2 separate regions of the Homo sapiens genome follow, and region 1 is linked to region 2. The links are chromatin loops, found by intact Hi-C in ENCODE. Cell type or tissue: dorsolateral prefrontal cortex. All regions are shown on one strand. Each heading gives the region's core, and the rest is flanking DNA. Links, peaks and the distances in the headings are about the cores only.

Region 1 (5,000 bases), core at 1-5,000, 180 kb after region 2:
GTCAAATATACCCAGCAATTATTCAATGTTATATCATGTGCTACTGGAAAAAAATCAGGGATACTATTTTCATGCTTGCCTTTCTGGCCATCTCTGATTTATATTGTGCCTTTCTATTAAGGCAGAGTTTCATGTCGTGATCTGAAAGCATTTTACAACCACTGGATCAAACTCTGAAAAGAGAAGAAACCAAAGTCAAGTTGCTATCAATGGCACAATGAGGTAGGAAGGCTGGGGGGCAAAAAAGGTCATGGATAAGATTAAAGAAATCTAAACAAAACTTAAGTATTTGAAACACTTTACAGATTGGACCTGAGGTCAATCTAATTAGCTAAAAAAAAAAAAATCCACTATCTAGAACTATATCTACTTTTTGCACGCATCACCCAAATTGTAAAACAACAACAAAAAATAAGAGCTGTACAAAATACTTAATAAATGTATTCTGTAAGCATCACACAAAATACTTGATAAAAAAAGAACCAAAAGATTTCTACCTGAAAAAAAGTTATCACGGCCGGGCCCAGTGGCTCATGCCTGTAGTCCCAGCACTTTGGGAGGCCTAGGCGGGCGGATCACGAGGTCAAGAGACGGAGACTGACCATCCTGGCCAACATGGTGAAACCCTGTCGCTACTAAAAATACAAAATTAGCTGGGTGTGGTGGCGTGCGTCTGTGGTCCCAGCTACTCGGGAGACTGAGGCAGGAAAATCGCTTGAACCCAGGAGGCAGACGTTGCAGTGAGCCGAGATCGTGCCACTGCACTCCAGCCTGGCAACAGAGTGAGACTCCGTTTAAAAAAAAAGTTATCACTGTCTGTTTCATGGCTTTTGATTATTTATTTTTTTGCCTATAAGAAAGATCCCCAGTTGGGGAAGAACACATCCCAGCACACTTCCTCTCTTTCTCAATTCTTTCTTACTTGCCAGCTTAGACTAAAAGCCACTCACCCATTCCTTCCACCCTTCCATACCTACTCTTCACTCCTTCACCTTAGCCAACTCCTGGCCACAACTATGGTCTCTGGAGAGGATCCTGGTAGACCATAGAGAAGCTACACCCAACAGCTACATATCCAACTGGTGAGAGGGAACATTTCTCCACTGTAGTAGATACAACTACATAGCAGTTCCAAGTTATAGATGCCAAATGGCTCCCATTATTATTACAGTTGGCACTTGTTGAGTACTTAGGATACGCTGTGACCCTAAAAAGCACTGCCTATGTCTTATCTCATTTAATCTTCACCAACCCCATTTTACAGATGAGGCAAAATGGAGTTTAGAAATTTGGCCAAGATCACCCAGCTAGTAATAACAGAGGTGGGGACTGACACTACAACATATGGCCTCTCAGAGGATGGGCAAATGTTTTGATGATTTGTAGCAAACTGTAATTTTTTCCCCAAGTGTGCTATTTTTAAATATAATCACTAAAAAATAATAATCTTACCCCTACTAGTTGCGGGTTGACTGTGACTTTGGGGCCAAATGCAAAAAGCCTCAATCTGCGATTTCCCAGGCAAATAGCACTAAGTACCTGTTCTTGTCCTTGCTGATTCTTCTACATGCAAATCATTTCCCTCTCAACACTGGTAAGACATTTGTAGTCATGCCAGGGGAAGGCAGTGGGGATGTGAAAGGTGGAGGTCCTGGCCTGGAAGTGGAGAGGGCTCTATTTTAGCTCCATTTCCACCACAAACTCAACTCTCGGGATCATGGGTTCCTCACGAGCGAATGGAAACCAGTGGATGATACGGTTTCTAACATCCCCTCCAGCTTTAAATTTCCAGCAATTTATGAAGCCTGGTAATGCCCACGTACTGGTGCCAGCAGTGTGGGTGCAGCACCCCCTGCCGGTGGCCTCCCCGCACTGCCCTGGAGGGAGGTCGTGGCTGGTAGAGCCACACTCCGCCTGCTGGTTGTGTGCGGTGGTGGCCCAGGCCAGGGCACAGGCATTCACGCACACAAAACTCACCCCAACGATGCTCTGAAGTATCTATTGCCATGTGTGTGCTGAAAGAAATGCACTATGATTCAGATCGGCCAAGGCTTGGAAGAGGACAAGAGGATTACAGGGTAATTTAGGAAGCACGTAGAGTTAGACGCAGCTGGACAGGCTTCTGCTTAGCCATGCTGATCGTGAAAAGCCACGATGAAAACTTGATAATTTTTTTAGCACAGCATATTCTCTTAAAGAGAGGCATATATCTGTTCTCTGAAAGTAGAAAATAAATTCTTCCATGGACTTGATGTGTTTAAAATCTAAGGCGAGTGCAGGTCCCGACCCCTCTCCATCCCCACCGCTTGCTTATCTGCTTCAACAATCTGCAGCCTGAGCCTGCTCACCTGTGTCGGCTCAACACCAGCCCAGCCACTTCATGTCTCAGCAATCTGACCTGCCCTTCAAATATCACCAGCCTCCAATGCCATTCCTGCTGGGGGCATCTGATGGGAAACACAGGTCCTTTCAACTTAAACTCGAGATAAGCACACATAAAGCATCTACCCCCTAAGGACTTTAGCAATTATTTTTAAAATGAAAAACCTGAGCTTTGAATGTAGCGCCCAAAGTAGAGCGGAGACATGGAGGAAATAATCAACTTGATTCCCTCTTCTGTCATTCACCTCTTCCAGAAACCTGGAACCTGAAGGCGAGGTTGTTTTGCCAGCACCCAGCACCTCGCCTTGCTGTTGATCACCTTCCCTAGGAGCACAAAAGTCAGAGGGGAGAAAGGATGGGAGTGCAAGGTTTGTCCACTGGGGCAGGTGGACGGGGAGGATCTCAGGCTGGGTTTGGGTATTATGGAGCCAGTATCAGGCTAACATCTCATAGTGTGGCTTTAGCCAGGCCCCAAGGGGGAATCCAATCTATAGTGAAGTTCATTTTCACAATAAGCTTTGGAGGGTATCATTCATCCAACTCAGACAGACATATTGACTTACCGATAACTTCATTAATGAAAGCACCTGCCTGGCCTGGAACCCTATTCTCTAAACCAAGGACTCCCAGTTCCCAATGTGTGGTCTATCCCCTGCAGTGCTTTTCCAAGGTCCGCCACAGTTGGCTCTACTTTCTCTCCTCCCTCCTCTCAACTTCTGAATCTTTCTTTTCTCTTCCTTCTACCCTTCCAAATGTAAGCAAAATGTAAACCAATGTAGAGATAACTTTTAATTCTTCCCCTAATCCTTTACCCCAAATCTGCTCAGAAAAAGTCTAGAACCAGAACTGACAGAGGCAGAATTCTGTGTTAGAAACTATAGGGGAGGGTGAAAGACTAAGACTAAGGTGGAGTCTCTTTTCCCAATTCTTTTTTTTTTTTTTCTTTTGAGACAGGGTCTCGCTCTGTCACCCAGGCTGGAGTGCAGTGGTGCAATCACAGCTCACTGCAGCCTCTGCCTTCTAGGCCCCAGGCCCAAGTGATCCTCCCACCTCAGCCTCCCAAGTAGCTGGGACTACAGGCGTGTGCCAGCTAATTTTTTTTTTTTTTTTTTTCGTAGAGACAGAGTTTTGCCATGTTGCCTAGGCTGGTCTCAAACTCCTGGGCCCAAGCAATCTGCCCGCCTCAGCTCCCAAAGTGCTGGGATTACAGGCATGAACCACTGCGCCCAGCCTCTTTTCCCACTTCTTATATCTAGGCTGGTCTTGTGGTTTTGTTTGGTCAATAGAATGTATGAAAGTGATGCTGTGTGACTTTCAGAGCCTGGGCCTTGAGAGGCCTTGGAGCTTGCACTTTGGTCCCTCGAAACACTGCCATGCTTGTTCTGAAAGGAAACCATTGTCACCTACCAGGGAATGAGAAGCCATGAGACAGAAAACCAAGGCGCCCAACCAACAGTCAGTGCCAACCACCAGCTGTGTGAGTGACGGCAGCTGCATGAGCCAGCCCAGGTGAGACCAGCAGAGGAACTGACCAGCCAGCAAAGAATCATGAGAAATAGTCTATCGATGTTGTTTTAAACCACTCCATTTCTGGCTGGTAGGCAGCAATAGAGAACTAAAACACACACTTTTGCCTTTGTCTCTATTGTTTATGGAATGAGATATTAGAATAGGGCTCTTTCTGCCTCCATTTTAATTGAGGCACCAATATGATAGATATCAGATACCTACATGACTGTGAAACAGACCCCCTTACACAGAATTCACAAAGGAAATTATTGAGACCTGGCTCCGTCACTCTTGGATGCCTCCTCCAGATCAAGGATATGAAAAGGGGTCAGAGTGGGCGGGGGGGGGGAGTGGGCAGATAGGTGAAGAGCTTTTGTTGGGGGAGCTGTTAATGAGCTGTAGTGTCCCCCTTAAAATCCCCCAAAGAAAGATGGGCATGCCTGTAGTCCCAGCGACTCAGGAGGCTGAGGCAGGAAAATGGCGTGAAACCGGGAGGTGGAGCTTGCAGTGAGCCGAGATCGCACCACTGCACTCCAGCCTGGATGACAGAAGAGAGTCCGTCTCAAAAAAAAAAAAAAAAGAAAGATGGGCAAGAGTTGTATCTTCTTCATTCCAAGCCCAGTCAGGCAGCTTGTGTGGACCACTTGGGGAGCTTTAAAGTAGTTTCACTACAGCTGGAACCAGCAGACATTCAGGTCCCAGAGGCATGCCTGTGACACCCAGAGTGGGCCATGACAGCAGGCTAGAGGGGCATGCAGGAGCTAGTCTGCCTTTCTGGGTTTTCCTGAGTAGAGTGTGCCCTGGGGACCAAACGTGGCCACTCAGAAGAGAGAGCTGGTGTGAGGTCTGACCGGGTCCTGTCTCACAGGGCCACCTACTGGAGAGGCAGAGAGACCCCAGCAGCAAGAAACTAGAGGTGGGCACAGGATTGCTGGGGTCTTAGAATAAATAAATCCCCAGATAACACCTGAAATAAAGATGCACCTTTCTGGCCGGGCATGGTGCCTCACACCTGTAATCCCAGCACTTTGGGAGGCCGAGGTGGGTGGATCACTTGAGGCCAGGAGTTCAAGACCAGCCTGGCCAACATGGCAAAACTCCGTTTCTAC
Region 2 (10,415 bases), core at 2,474-7,473:
ATTTCAACCTATAATTAGTAGGCACAAACATAGTCAATAAATTTTTAAATAATTGATTGAGGAAGAGTCCCTTCCAGAGGAGGGGAACCCCCAGGACCCTGAGCTCTGGCCTGGAGAGAAGTACCCTAGATGCCTATGCTGGGTGCGGGAGCATCACTCACCCAAGAAACATGAGAGGCAGTGTCTTGTAAAACAGTCTAATTAACAACATGTCCCTCTCCATGATCAAAATAATGGGTTTAATCAAAGCAAATTAGTTTAAAAATGGAAACAACATGCTTGATGCTAAATCAAATCCCATTTTAATGGCTTTACTAAAAATAATGGTAGGTTACACCTTAAGTGGATTTGGTAATCTCCACAGGCTAGACTTGAGCAAGAGGATCTGGGTTTGAAACCTAAGAGAAAGAAACCAGACAAGAAGGGCAGAAACCAACAGAGGCAGAGGCTTCAGCTGCTCCTGGAGCCAGGGGTACCCATTTGTCAGACTTTTCACAGGGTCTCTGTGATTGTAATCAAGGGAAGAGTGCGAGAGTTGTGCATCACTACCTACTTCCTACCTTTCTCTGAACCTCCTCTCCCTTGAAAAATTGAAACGTACAGAAACTGACTCTAAGAATACATGATCTGTAATGTGCAAAAGAGCAAATAAGCCCAAGTTCATGAACACCGACACGAGGGGCCAGGCATCTAAACAACTCTGGGTGATGCTTATTATTGAGGCTAGCAGACACATAGAAATTAAAAAGAGAAACAGTTTTTAGAGTAGGGTTGAACTTCAGCACAAAATATCTTCTTCAGAGCAAGTACAAGTGGTTTTTCTTTTCTTTTTCTTTTTTTTTTTTTTTTTGATATGGAGTCTAGCTCTGTCGCCCAGGCTGGAGTGCAGTGGCACGATCTTGGCTCACTGCAACCTCTGCCTCTCCCGGGACCAAGCGATTCTCCTGTCTCACCCTCCCTGGGATTACAGGTACCTGCCACCATGCGCAGCTAATTTTTTTTTGTATTTTTAGTGGACACAGGGTTTCACTGTATTGGCCGGGCTGGTCTCAAACTCCTGACTTCATGATCCACCCGCCTCAGCCTCCCGAAGTGCTGGGATTACAAGCGTGAGACACTGCACGTGGCCTCACAAGTGGTTTTTCATAGCAATAGGATTATGAAGTCAAATCTCAATTCTGGTATTATCAATGCCAATTGCCACTTTTTTTTTTCTAATTAAAGGATAATTGCCTTTAAATGCTATCTCTCTAGGAAATATGGGGAGAAAATTCAGAACTATACTGTCCAATATGGTAGCCACTAGCCTCATGTGGCTATTTAAATTAATTACGGCTAAATAAAATTTAAAATTCAGTTCCTCAATTACACTAGCCCACATTTCAAGCGTTCAATAGCCACATGTGGCTCATGGTTATCATACTGGACAGATTACAGAACATGTCCATCAATGCAGAAAGTTCTTTTGGACAGCACTGATCTAGAAAAGGCTGTTTATAGATGCCAAAAAGGAAAATATTAATTTCTCACTTAGTAAAAGAGCTTCAAGCCCTACCTACCAAAGCTGGTTTGACTCAGAATAGTTTGGGGCTGAATTTGAAGGCTACTGCCAAAGATTTCACGATTATCTCAAAATATTCTAAATGGCTGATCTAAAATCTCTTTGCATGATGATTGATTTTCCATTGCCACAAGTTGTCTTTCAAAATCTAAACATACCAGAAAAAAAAAAAAATCTAAACATACCAGGAAATGATATTTGGTGATAACAATAACTTAAAGTTCCAATAATTTATGAACAAGTTTTAAAATACTTAGAACAACTATGAAAAAATATAAAGCTACATGGCACCATCAGCTCCAGGAGTAAAAATTTATAGTTAAAATAAGTAGGGGCTGTCAGGCTTCTGAGCCCAAGCTAAGCCATCATATCCCCTGTGACCTGCACGTATACATCCAGATGGCCTGAAGCAACTGAAGATCCACAAAAGTGAAAATAGCCTTAACTGATGACATTCCATCATTGTGATTTGTTTCTTCCCCACCCTAACTGATCAATGTACTTTGTAATCTCCCCCACCCTTAAGAAGGTTCTTTGTAATTTCCCCACCCCTAAAAATGTTCTTTGTTAATTCTCCCCACCCTTGAGAATGTACTTTGTGAGATCCACCCCCTGCCTGCAAAACATTGCTCCTAACTCCACCGCCTATCCCAAAACCTACAAAAACTAATGATAATCCCACCACCCTTTGCTGACTCCTTTTTCGGACTCAGCCCACATGCACCCAGGTGAAATAAACAGCCTTGTTGCTCACACAAAGCCTGTTGGTGGACTCTCTTCACACGGACCCATGTGACAGGGGCTGGGCACAGTGGCTCCTGGCTGTATTCCCAGCACTTTGGGAGGCCGAGGCGGGTGGCTCAATTGAGGTCAAGAATTCAAGACCAGCCTGATCAACATGGTAAAACCCCGTCTCTACTAAAAATACAAAAAAAAAAAAAAATTAGCCAGGCATGCTGGTGGACGCCTGTAATCCCAGCTACTTGGGAGACTGAGGCAGGAGAATCGCTTGAACCCAAGAGGCGGAGGTTGCAGTGAGCTGAGATTGTGCCACTGCACTCCAGCCTGGGCGAGAGAGTGAGACTCCGCCTCAAAAACAAACAAACAAAAAAAGTAGGGACACACTTATTACACACCTGTGTCTAGTCCTACGCTTTTCATGAACTTAGACCTGGATTCAATAACACTTGGACCCTATAATGTTTTGGGAACTTCAGCACACATCTCATTGGACCCTTACCAGAACCTAATCACACCGTAGTGCTGATTCTAAGTGTTACAGATTCTTCTGTGAAAGGGGATGACTGAGAAGTAATACATTATCTTGTCAGTGCTTGTCTTGCTTAATTGGTTACTGAACTGATCCCAAATGGCCAGATTGCAGTGAAACCAAATGGCTGAGATTGCGGGGTCCAGCTAGCTTTTCCTCTCTCATGACTCCAGGCTGCCCTGCTAATCTGACCCACTGTACTAAAGAGGTGTGGGTCACAGGCGAGACAAAGCAGGAAGACAGACAAGAGTGTAAAGCAAAGGGCCTTCTCTCTTGACAATTGCAAAGCAGATAAAGTGAGCCCAAAAACCCCTGCAAGGTCATTGTGAACATGATTGTGGTAGTTCTACAACAAAGGCTAAATAGAACGCATTATTGTGTTCACGCAAAAAAAAAAATTACTCCATAGAGCAAATTATCCCCCCACAAAGCAACATGGAAAAGGTATTTGTAAGAAATGCATGAATTAAGCAATTGCTCTGAAGACTTAAATGCCAATTTAAATAATCCAAACAGATTGCATTCAGCTAATGGCAGATTATAATAAACATGCATTAAAGTGTTTTTCAAATACTTTAATATATTTGTGAATGTCATAACATCTATCAACTAGTCATTATTGTTAGCAAAACTTCTTTACCCTTTTATTTACCATGTCCAGTTTGTGAGCTTCCAACTTGGGGGACTTGCAAAACATTTATTAAATAATGTATAAAGGACACACCATTAAAATTCCTACGCTTATGCCTTGAAGATTAAACTCACATTTCTAGCTCATTAATAGATGACAGCTATAGTTAATCCTGGAAACATGGAGTCTCTAGAACACATACAAGAAAAAGTTTGGGATTTGATACATGAGAGCTGAGACTAAAATTCTTTGATCGGTCACATATATGGGCCTAACAATTTTTCCTTGAAATAGGAAACTTTAAGTAGGTCAGTTTAATGACTGCTACCATGGAGTTTATAAATCCACACTCAACTATCCTTTCGATGAACTGCTGCCCAGAATGGAGTTATAGCCCTGCACTATTAAAATGTCTTTGGTTCAAGCAGAGAAAGATGCAGAAACTGATCCTGCCATTTAGGCTTTGTTATTGTTTTAGATCCAATAACTGTTTGGTTTTGTTTTTCAACATGGCATTGGTATATCTGGTTCCCCAACAGGACCTCGCATGTAGGACATCGGAGTGGGTTCACTCGGGAAGATGGACTTCCATTCTACCTGAGCTATGTTCCCACATGCGGTCACAATCCTGGCCCAACCGTGAAAGGCGGTCTGGCCGGAATAAACCTGACCAAAAAGATCAGTGAAATGTGTGGGACATCATAAAGTGCTGTGGGGGTAGGGGTGGAGGAAAGGAATGAGTAGAGAAAAAAGGAGCATGAATTTAAAATGGGAAAACCCTCTCATACTCCATTTGATTCATTTAAGGAGGGGAAAACCACTCAAGGACTCTCTCCAGAACCCAAAGCTAATCACTTTTTTATTGCAGCAGATTACCAAAGAGCCTAGGTAACCCACCTACCACGGCCTCCCGCCGAAAAACCAAAAATCCCATTTCTTCCCAAGTGTGCGCCCAGGAAAGGAAGGAAGACTGTGCATTTAGAGTGGAGGGCGGTACACAGGGCAAAGCAAGTTAGTGCCTCCTTCCCAGATCCCCTGCTTCCCGAGCCAGCCTGACCTGGCTAACCGCAAAGTGCAGGGAGAATGGCACAGGGACCGGGAGGTCAAACTTGGGGTCGCTTCTCACCCGAGTCCACCCGATAACGAGATGATGGGGCGGCGGGTGGGGACACCTGTCAAAGGACGGGGCCGGGGCCGGGGCCGGGGCCGCAGCGGGCGGGCTGGCTGGCGGCACTGCGGCGGCGGGGACCGAGGCGCGCCGGCTCGGGCGTTCGCAGGTCGCGGGGCAGAGCCGGCACCGACTCCTGGACTTGCCGGGGAGCGTGCGCCCGCGGAGGGCTCGGGCGGGCGGCCCCGCGCCCGGGACGCTATGGGAGGGGGCCGCAGCCGAGCAGGGCCCCGCAGCCGGGCGGACCCAGCCGCCCCAGCCGCGCTGCAGCCCCCGCCGTCCCCGGTCTCCGCCTGCGGGCTGCGCACGGGGCCGGGCCGGACGCCCCCTGGCTGCGCGACGGGCCCAGGCAGGGGAGGGGGCGCCGCGCCTACCTGCTCTGGTGCGGCGGGGCCGCTGTCGCCTCGAGGGGCTGTGACCTGCTGCGGTGGCGGCGGCGGCAGCAGTAGCGGCGGGTAGGGCGCTTCCTTCAGGAAGGGGTGGGATCTGCTCACCCGCCCGCCCGGCCCCCTCCTGCCGCGCCGGGGCCCGCCCCCGACTTATTCTGGGGTCCCCGCTGCTAGGCCTTCGGGGAGAGTTGATCCCCTGGGTCTCGGGCTTCTGCCACCCCCCCGGGGCCCCTAATAGTCACCCGGGGCAGGAGCCGGGTGTGGGCGGGCGAGCCGCTTCCTTCCGAAGCCTTTGTGGACGCGTTTGCCTGGCGCTCCTCATCCAACAAAAGGAAGGACAGAATCTTGGATCCTCCGCCTGGTGGTTATTTATTCCTGACCTGTTGTAACCTTCTGCCTGGCTCTCTTTCGTCCGCACACCTAGGGTTTTTGCACAAAGCAGCTAAAATTCATTTTCATGCCCATTGACTGAATGTAGTTCTCCTCCACTCAGCGCTGTCCCGCGGTTTTTGGTTTTTTTTTTTCCATCCTATTGAACAAACACAGAGCCAACTTCGGACCCTGGCAATGAACAGCAGACACCAAGGCCGACCTCCCAGCGCCAGCTTGCAGCTTTCCTCCCTGGGTCTCGTCTGAGTCCGTCATAAACTGTGTTCATCAGCGTTTTGACAGCTTCCCCCATCCCGGACCCCCAACCTACCATGGGACCCCATGGCACCATGTCAGTGACCTCTAGCAGCAGCATGGATCAATGCCATTTTTATCTTAGGCTCATCATGAGCCTGGGTTCCAAACACAACCTCTCTGGCCTCCAACAGGTGGCTCTCTATCAACCGGCCTTTGTCAGTCTGCCCTCTATTCTTTTGGGGGCTTCCGTAGCACACCTGTCTCCTTTAAACTGCTGTCTCTACACAAGCAGGCATTCCCTTTTTTTCTTTTTCTTTTTCTTTTTCTTTTTCTTTTCTTTTCTTTTCTTTCTTTTTTTTTTTTTTTTTGAGACGGAGTCTTGCTCTGTCGCTCAGGCTGGAGTGCAGTGCCGCAATGTCGGCTCACTGTAACCTCTGCCTCTCGGGTTCAAGCGATTCTCTCGCCTCAGCCTCCTGAGTAGCTGGGATTACAGGCGCCCGCCACCATGCCCGATTAATTTTTGTATTTTCAGTAGAGGCGGGGTTTCACCACGTTGGCCAGGCTGGTCTCAAAACTCCTGGCCTCAAGTGATCCGCCTGCCTCAGCCTCCCAAACTGCTGGGATTACAGGCGTGAACCACCGCGCCCGGCCCAACCAGGTGTTTCTAAGAATCTTCTCCAATTCAGCATATTCAAATTCTGCAATTAACGTTCGGTTCCAGAACTCTCCCTTCCCCACAATTCTTGTGATTATTGTCTACTATGTGTATATTGATTCTTTTTTTTTTTCTGTATGTTGATTTCTTGTTACTGTTTTCTCCTGGCTACTAGACTGTAAGCTTCCTGAGACCAGGGATCTTGCCTTCTCTTGTTTTCCTTATTTTAATGAGTGGGACTGTTATCCATTCAATTAAAATAGCAAAAGCAAAAACTGAATCTTAGTCTAGACTCCCTTGAAAGTATATGCTCAATTTTGTGGGAATTAGCTTATGTGTACTTTTCTGAGGAGAGTAACTACACATTAATCAGACCCTCAAAGTGGTCTGACTCCCCCAAAGGTAAGATTGCTTGAGGCCCATCCATGAACCCCTCCTCTCTCTACTCCCTGTCCCCATGCCATTCATTTCTCTCTGCAATAACGGAAAGAGTCCTCTAGCTAGATCTTCCAATTCATTCTTTCAGAAGTAGATCCAGCCAAAGAATTAGCTGTCCCTCAAACACAGAAGTGGTACTCTGTTTTCACATCAGAATCACCAGTGGGGGCTTTAGAAAATGATGCCTGGGTTCACCTCAGACCCAGAGTCAAAACCTGATTGGAGGTGGCGGGGGAAACCAGAACACAGGTATTTTGACAAAGAACCGCAGGTGATTCCGACATGGCCATGCCATATCACTCCCTTTCTTGGGAATAGGGCTCCCAATTTGTAAAATGCCCTTACTTTCCCCTCCCCCATTTTTTTGTGGAAGGATTGAGAATCCATGCACCAGGTTTAATTTATTTCAACATTTTCATTTTCATTTAGAGCCAGGCCTATGTTTCCTAAAAAAAACCAACTTGAGTTTGTGAGGATCGCAGGCTCAGTGCCATTCCTCAGCACCACTAAATCACCGCCGCCTTCATCTCCAAAATGTCCCTCCAAATAAACCCAAAAAGCAAAATGAATTACATTCCTGACAGTGATATTACCAGCTGAAATTGTGTGTTAAAATGCTGGCCATGAAGGAGAGTTGGTTGCTATAAGCAGATTCTGTTAATGTCATGAGAGTTCGAGCGAAGCTTCGAGAGTACAAGCAAAACATGGGCTTCTCTGTGCCTTTTTCTTGGTATCCCATCTGTTAAAATTTGTTGTCCACCATGTACTCAATATACCCTTAGATATTTTAAATCATATATGGGTGTAAGACTGAAATACTTTTCCAGAACCGGTTGTCCTTTTTTCTTTTGAGTATTTTTTGGGGGATGAATTTTAAATGAATCTCTGAAGGCTTCCAGCCAGCACTTGCTTCTACCTCACAAAGACCATTAAAGGCCCCAAGGCAGCTTGGTCCTGAGTATTTGGGGAGTGAGAGTGAGGAATTGTTGTGTTGATGAGGCAAGCACATATTTGTGAGGATCTTCCTACATCCTCTTCTTATTCCTTTTTTTTTTTCTTTTTTTTTTTGAGGTGGAGTCTCGCTCTGTCGCCCAGGCTGGAGTGCAGTGGTGCGATTTCGGCTCACTGCAACCTCCGCCTCCCGGGTCCATGCCATTCTCCTGCCTCAGCCTCCCGAGTAACTGGGACTACAGGTGCCCGCCACCACGCCTGGCTAATTTTTTTTGTATTTTTAGTAGAGACGAGGTTTCACTATGTTAGTCAGGATGGTCTCGATCTCCTGACCTCGTGATCTGCCTGCCTCGGCCTCCCGAAGTGCTGGAATTACAGGCGTGAGTCACCGCACCCGGCCTCTTACTCCTTTTTATAGGAAGCTAGCTCTCGGAGTATGTGCTATGCCTTGGCATCACTTGGGAGGTTGTCACATTGGTCCATTATAAAATGTGACATTGAATAAAGGTTCTGTCCCACTTCTGCCTCCAATTCAAAGGCCATCTCTGGAATGGCCATTGGCAGTGAAGGATTTAGGTTCTCTGTCTAACATCTGCAGCACTCCCCCTGTTCCCAAGAACTCCTACACCACTGAGCTTGGTTCTGCCCTCTCATATGTGAACTCTCTTCCTCTTATTCTCAGAACTCTCATGTGTGTCCTACTGATGGTAAGGAGTTTGATCACAACTGGCTGTCTTTTTAAAAATTGCATACAAATATTCATTTTGTACCTTTAAATGATCTGTTGATATGTTCCAAAGTGATTCAGTCTGTGAGGAAAGACCAAGCACAGAGTTAGAGACTGGGGCATGGAAGAAATAGAGCGTAAGGCCCAGAAAGAGATGCCAGCCACAAACTTTGTAAAATTTTGTGTCAAATGGAGATCCATACTCAGAGACATCAACATTCTACAGAACCACAACGAGGCATCCTAATTTCAACACCATGTTGTTCTACAAGGCTGATGTCCTAACTCTGGTGCACAGCACAAACATCCATCTATCTGAGTTGGGGGGCGGTTTCCTGATATAAATGAATTTATTATCTAACTGAAACCACTACAGAACATTTAGAATTACAAAGAAATTTTATATTCTTGCTCATTTTCTTTCTCTTGGGCAGTCAATTTGTTTTTGTTATTTTATGATTCAAATCACTTCCCTAATTCATTTGAAAAAACAGAATTGAGAAGCACAGCTCATAAATAACGCTCTCAGGGATTCTGGAAATCCCTGCTGCTGGTCCAATTGCAATGACTTTCATTATAATAAAAATCTCTGTATAACGAAGTTATTGCCAAACCTTATCCAACAACTGGTAATCCAAGTAGTCTCTGATAAACAACAAAATCAGCTGGGCGCAGTGGCTCACACCTGTAATCCCAGCGCTTTGGGAGGCTGAGGCGGGCGGATCATGAGATCAGGAGATGGAGACCATCCTGGCCAACATGGTGAAACCCTGTCTCTACTAAAAATACAAAAAATTAGCTGGGTGTGATGGTGCATGCCTGTAATCCCAGCTACTCAGGAGGCTGAGGCAGGAGAATTCTTGAACCAGGGAGTCAGAGGTTGCAGTGAGCCGAGATCTCACCACTGTACTCCAGCCTGGGGACAGAGCGAGACTCCATCTAAAAAAAAAAAAAAATCAAAGAAAGTCATTGGAATGGCATTTTATTGTTATCAAAACTGCCTATTAAAGATAACCTTGTTAGGGCAATTGGAACGATAGTGAGAGTACATCTGGTCACGGGATGTTAAATGGAAGCCTTTATTTTATTCCCATTTTTAGAGAGGCCTCAGATAATAGTTGTCAACCACACTCACATGCCAAACAAAGTTCTGTACTACTATGCAGAATTTGCAAAGGAGTGTTCCTGAATTTCTCATTTACCCTGTCATGTCATAGGTATTCTAAGAGGCCCTTTCTCTGCACTTAACAGGGAGGGGAAGGGGCTTTTCTCTCACCTTAAGTCTAGTGAGAAAGACTTCAGGAAGACCTCTTGGAGAGCTCCGTGGATGTCCCCTGCAGTTTAGGGAATACCATGGACTGGTGCCTGGCTCATGCCTGAGAAACCTAAAGGACCAGAGTTAGTAAAAGTGGCCTGAATATCAGGTAGGGACTGTGGCTGGGGAAGTAATTTACTCTCACGGAAGACAAGTCTAAGAGAGTGACACACAGCAGGATTGACCTTGATTGTACCCAAGAGGATTGCTTGCAAAGGCAGAAGTCTCTGCAGAAAGAGGCCAGAGGTTTGCCTCCAAATGTGCAGGGTCTAGGGCAAGACTCTAAAGCGATGAGGCAGAGGCAAAATGAACCTGCTCATGCCAAGGGGATGACTGGGTGGTGAGAAGCTCCCCAGCAGGGTGGCTGTGGTAAGCGATGTCCAACAAACCCATCACAGGGATCATAAGAGAAAGCATCAGCTGGAAACATCTGCCATGGCCAGAGGTAGCCATGGTAGTGAGAGCCATCCAACACCTTTCCGGCTCCTCAGCTCTCTCTTCCCCTTTTCCGTCTTGGAGGAACCGGGTAGCCAGTGAGAGTAGAAAGAGGTGGAAGCACTAGGCTGGAAGGAAAACACAGGAAGCCTACCATTACCCACCTTTTCCCGCTGAAGTGTGGAATTTTTAAGATTATTTTACTGTACTACATATTTTTAAAAAAACTTTTAGGTTCAGGAGTACAT

The links. A loop is a pair of places that touch in the nucleus more often than their neighbours do. Peaks named below come from ENCODE experiments on the same cell type or tissue, not always from the same donor. Only the 100,000 strongest peaks of a DNase experiment are listed, where the experiment ranks them.
Region 1: it touches region 2 in a loop (2.9-fold over the local background); 5 of 110 quality-filtered maps call a loop at or near these places.

Annotation. Positions count from the first base shown.
Region 1 is chr4:82,737,624-82,742,623 of GRCh38, forward strand. The region is part of intron 1 of SCD5 (stearoyl-CoA desaturase 5); the gene reads right to left. Among named protein-coding and RNA genes, the nearest start is that of MIR575, 13 kb to the right of the region's middle. RefSeq lists a silencer at 1,894-1,983. In dorsolateral prefrontal cortex, for the core only: CTCF peaks have their summits at 1,879 (motif pointing left), 2,081 and 4,790 (motif pointing left); a DNase peak (open chromatin) is centred at 1,858; H3K27ac peaks cover 4,091 bases.
Region 2 is chr4:82,556,902-82,567,316 of GRCh38, forward strand. TMEM150C (transmembrane protein 150C) reads right to left here and starts at 5,087. Exons shown (of 8, transcript NM_001080506.3): 1 at 5,005-5,087. RefSeq lists an enhancer at 4,813-5,312. In dorsolateral prefrontal cortex, for the core only: CTCF peaks have their summits at 5,078 and 5,309; a DNase peak (open chromatin) is centred at 5,174; H3K4me3 peaks cover 2,120 bases; H3K27ac peaks cover 1,196 bases.